Regions from separate parts of the Homo sapiens genome. Here region 2 is linked to region 1. A link is an interaction called in ENCODE POLR2A ChIA-PET data of the cell type or tissue named here. Cell type or tissue: MCF 10A. All regions are shown on one strand.

What was found. Peaks named below come from ENCODE experiments on the same cell type or tissue, not always from the same donor. Only the 100,000 strongest peaks of a DNase experiment are listed, where the experiment ranks them.
Region 2: POLR2A ChIA-PET joins it to region 1 with 5 read pairs; 8 of 35 experiments call an interaction of 5 or more read pairs at or near these places.

Annotation. Positions count from the first base shown.
Region 1 is chr11:111,925,510-111,928,009 of GRCh38, forward strand. It overlaps C11orf52 (chromosome 11 open reading frame 52), which reads left to right. Exons shown (of 4, transcript NM_080659.3): 3 at 144-205; 4 at 451-1,362. The coding sequence ends at 690. It overlaps HSPB2-C11orf52 (HSPB2-C11orf52 readthrough (NMD candidate)), which reads left to right. Exons shown (of 5, transcript NR_037651.1): 4 at 144-205; 5 at 451-1,362. It also overlaps a transcript of DIXDC1 not described here. Among named protein-coding and RNA genes, the nearest start is that of C11orf52, 7.8 kb to the left of the region's middle. RefSeq lists a silencer at 1,589-1,828. In MCF 10A, no CTCF peak of the experiment used is centred here; a DNase peak (open chromatin) is centred at 1,562.
Region 2 is chr11:112,041,906-112,044,405 of GRCh38, forward strand. DLAT (dihydrolipoamide S-acetyltransferase) reads left to right here. Exons shown (of 14, transcript NM_001931.5): 8 at 1,561-1,628. Among named protein-coding and RNA genes, the nearest start is that of DLAT, 18 kb to the left of the region's middle. In MCF 10A, no CTCF peak of the experiment used is centred here; no DNase peak of the experiment used is centred here.

The sequences.
Region 1 (2,500 bases):
TAGTAGACATGAAAGAAGTGAGAATGGAGGCAGGGGGATTAGACAGAAGCCTGCCGTTAATAGTTTAATAGTGATTTGAAGAAGGCAATCTCAGTAGAGACAGGGAAGAGAGAATAAACTTAAGTTGGATTTCTTCCCCTCAGGAAGCCAAACAAGACGGACACTGAAGCCGCAGCCACAACAGCTGCAGCAGAATCTCCCAAAGGTAATGACAGGTCTCTGTCCCCTCTCTGGGGCTGCTCGGACATGGGATCCCAGTAGTCAGCTCTTTTGCACTGCAACAGACACATTTCAGTCACCTGTAGAATTTGCTGGCTCTGTCTGTCCTCCTCTGTCTGTCCTTTGCTCAAAGGAGCAAAGCGAAGGGACATCAGTTGACCTGCCCCTGCATTGGAGGTGAGGGGCAAAACCAAGCCATGAATCTCCCTTAATGCTATCCATTCCTCGCAGGGCCATGAAACAACAGGACATACGTATGAACGGGTGTTACAGCAGCAAGGGTCTCAAGAGAGGAGTCCAGGCCTCATGTCGGAAGACAGCAACTTACATTATGCTGACATTCAAGTGTGCAGCCGTCCCCATGCCCGGGAAGTGAAACACGTGCATTTAGAAAACGCTACAGAGTATGCGACCCTTCGCTTCCCCCAGGCCACACCTCGCTATGACAGCAAGAACGGGACCCTGGTGTGAGCGCTTGGGAGGAAGGCCCAGTCCATCGTTAACCACTACACCTGTGGGGGAGAACCTACTGCTTTGGGGAATTGGGTGGCAACCCAGGGATGTTGTCCACGTTTTAAGCTTAAAGAACTCCAAAGCCCCTGGAATTGTGGGCGTCCCATTTTCTCCCCTGGCCTCTTACTTGCCACTGTTAGGTTGGAGTTAATAGTTGGTTTAGCTATGGGTGGATAGCTAAACTTAGCTATCCACATGAGGTTAGGTGGAGTGTGCAGGGAGGTAGGTCTTCGACCCCACCATTGTTGCTCCTGCTCTTGCAAAGTGCAGAAAGAGCAGGTAAAAAGTTAGCCCATAAGCACGTGGGCTGATCTTGTTGGACTTTAATTAATGGTATCCTTTTTCACACACCTTAAACTCCAAAGCTGAAGGGGAGGTGCTCCGGAAAAGCATTCTGAGCTTTTACATTCAGACACTAGGGCTGGCTTGGGCCATTTCCTCAGTGGCTGAGTCAGGTTCCAGACCTTAACAGACAAATGGGGGAAGGGGGCTGAGGCGTGGAGGAAACGCTTTCAGGACCTCAAGTCAGTGATAACCGACAGCACAGTGAGGCCTGGAAACTTCCCTCGGAGGGACTGTTGGCTCTCGCAGGTGCGGGGCCGCTAGGATCAATAAACGGCCTGAGAAACATGCCTGGCGCGTTTTCTGGGGCGGGGCCCCGAAGCTCCTTGCGAGGACAGCGGATCCCGCCCAGTTTTAAGGGCGGTTCGAAAGTCCAGCCAGTAGACAGGCCTTCCGGCCCCACCCCCAGGCCGCGGCTGGAGGCGGAGCTGGAGGGGGGTGGGGTTTAGGAGAAAGGGGGCGGGCTACCATTGGCAGAGGGCGCAGTTCCTGGGGCGGTGTGTCCATGCCGTGATTGGTTGTTTGTCGGATGCTCCTGGTGAGGCGGATCCGGAACGGCAGTTGGGGGGGATCTGGGTCCAGGGGGCGCGGTCTGGGCCTGCAGGAGGCGGGATCCGGCGGGCCAGAGGCGGGACCAAGGCCGGCAGGGGCTGGCTCTGGCTGGCTGGAGTCGGGCGGGGCTTGTGGCCGGCCCCCGCATCACCATGGCAGCGGGAAACCGCGGCAAAGCCAGAGCACTGGCAGGCCGAGCTCAGGAGGGCTGGGGACAGAGATGCTGAACCAGACGGACCCATCATTTAAGAGGTAGGTGCTGAAAGGTGGCGAGTAACAAAAATATTACCCAAGTTGATCATCCACATCGAAACTGGGGACACGCGGAGGTGGCGAGGATGAAGTGGGTTAGAGGAGGCTAAAATTTCAAAGACCAAACCGCCCTCAGCCTTGTACATTCTTAGTGTGCAGTTTTCTGCTTCAGACTTTCAGAGCTTAGAGAGGAGGGGTAACGCACTCCCCTTTCTCGATCTGTTCTCCGTTCTCCCCAGATACCGCTGCCTCTCTGCTGGTCCCTAAGAGGGATGATTAAAGACTGGTAGAGTACTGAAAATGAAATTGTAGCACACGCACACACAAAAGTTGGCAATAATAGTATTGGCCGGGCGCGGTGGCTCACGCCTGTAATCCCAGCACTTTGGGAGGCTGAGGCGGGCGGATCACTGAGGTCTGGAGTTCGAGACCAGCCTGGCGAACATGGTGAAACCCCGTCTCTACTAAAAATACAAAAATTAGCCAGGCATGGTGGCACGGGCCTGTAATCCCAGCTACTCAGGAGACTGAGGCAGGAGAATCGATTGAACCCGGGAGGCGGAGGTTGCAGTGAGCCGAGATCTCGCCAAAGCACTCCAGCCTGGGGGACACAGCAAGACTC
Region 2 (2,500 bases), 120 kb after region 1:
TTAATGAAGCATAATGAGCAAAGGGTCTAGTAGGAGATGAGATTGGAAAAAAACAGGGATGAGAACATAAATGACCTTATAGATTATGGTAAAGAGTTTGAATTTTATTTAAAGTACTTGAGGAAGCCATTGAGAAATTTAAGCAAAGAAGTGAAATAAAATGATTATGTTTTGAAAAGATCATTTTGGTTGCTCCATGGAAATGGATGAAACGTTTATATAGTTTATGTTTGACAAGATCCCTACTTTTTGTTACCCATAGTCCAGTGTTGTTCCCTTTATACCATATTGCTTTATGATGGCCTGTTGTGCCGCCCAAGAGAGATAGGGAAAAGGGTTTACAAGGTTTCAACTAACTCCTAAGTCAGGAAATTCTTGTGGGTGGCTGAAGCTTAGCATAAGGCAGGTGGTACTATGGATTTCCTCCTCTTGAGGGACTGTGGTGTCTAGATCAGCCTTGGTTGTAAGGGGAGGTTATGGTTTCTGTCTTTTACAAAGGAGAGAAATCTAATAGGGGTACTACCACCTCTGTTCTAGAGCTCCTAGTGAGGATAAATACAATCCTAGCCAACTCAGTTTTCGTAATGAAGGAAAGGAATTGGGAAGAACTACACACAACAAGAGTCCTTTTTAAAGTCTGCCTTGGGGGAAGATGAATCAGTTTGACCAAATTTTTCCTAGAAGTGGGCCAGTGTAAAAGGTATTCTATAATAATAACTAAATTCTGAATCTCCGTAGAATTAAAGGTCAAGATTATCTACTTGGGTCCAAAATTAAACCTAAGAGGCTGTAGGTGGGAGGAGGGAGGAAATTGAATATAAGTAAAATTAAACCTACTGAGAGAACTTTGAAGATCCTTCCTCATGTGTGACATTGCACCTTTTTCCTTCATTTCCTTTAACACGGGCCAGTTTAGAGCCTTGGCTACTGTGAAAAAGCTATGAGTCATAGAGACCACATAAGGAATGAATGATTCTAAAGATAAGATAATTGCAGTAAAGAGTTATTCGTGCTATTTTGGGGTGAAAAAATCGACTTGATTTGTCAAAACAATTATTGTTATACCTGTAAATTCTGTATAAAAGGAATTCTTTATGGTCACATAAATCCAGAACCCAAATGAAATCTATTTCACGGCTTAGGAATGGTTTTTTGGAGCTAACCAGGAGGAGGCAGCTAGTTTCCCTTTTGGAGATATAAACTGTGCTCGGCATTATCCTTATGCCACATTTCCCAATTTAAAAGTAAGGAAGATGAAAAAAATTAAGTACAACTTGGATAAAACTCTAAAAGAGAAATACATAAAGGAATATTTGCAGTAGTTAAAAAGAAAAGACCCACTCCAGATCACACACTGGTACTCTGTGTGGATTAAAATTAATAGTTGACAAAAGCTGGTATTTGTAGGTAGCACCTTAAGGGGTAGGGTTAAGGCTGTGAACCTTTCAGAATGTTTTTGGTAGTAAACCCTTAGGAGCTTGCAGTTTAGGATCACAGCGTTGATCTCCTTGGGGAACCAATGGTATGTCATCATGTATGTGATATTTATGTCTCTTACAGGGACAGGACCAGATGGTAGAATCACCAAGAAGGATATCGACTCTTTTGTGCCTAGTAAAGTTGCTCCTGTGAGTTATGTGTAGCTCTTACTTTTTTTGCAGTTTGTCTCTACAGCCTGTTAGACCATTTCATACATTATTTATGAACGAAATAGCTCAACCAAGATTGTTTTCTTCTAATTTCAGTGGTTTAATAATACAGTCATCCCTCGGTACCCATGAGAGGTTGGTTCCAGGAGCCCCCTTGTATACCAAAATTCGCAAATGCTTAAGTCTCTTATATAAAATAGTGTAGTATTTGTATATAACTTACCCACATCCTCTCAAATACTTTAAATCATCTCTAGATTACTTATAATATTAAATACAAGGTAAATACTATGTAAATAGTTGTTATATTTTATTGCTTAGGAAATAATAATAAGGACAAAAAGTCTGTACTTGTGCAGTTCAGATGCAACCATCTGTTTTTTTCTGGAATATTTTTGATTTGCCTTTGGTTGAATCCAGTGATGCAGAACTTATGGATATGGAGGGCCAAGTGTATTTAGATATTTGTGTGCTATCATTTATATACAAGATCAAAGATGATATACTACATTGACATGTATTCCACATTATGTTTTGAGCTAGTTAATCGGTTTTTGCTTTGAAATAAAAGATTTGTTCTTTTTTTCTTTTTCAAAATATTTTAAAGTACAGTTGAATGAGTTGTTTTTGGTGTTTGGTTTTTTTTGTTTGTTTGTTTTTGAGACAGTCTCACTCTGTCGCCCAGGCTGGAGTGCAGTGGCGCGATCTTGGCTCATTGCAACCTCTGCCTCCTGGATTCAGGCGATTCTCATGCCCCAGCCTCCCAGGTGGCTGGGACTACAGGTGCATGCCATCACACCTGGCTAATTTTCGTATGTTTAGTAGAGACAGGGTTTCGCCATGTTGGCCAG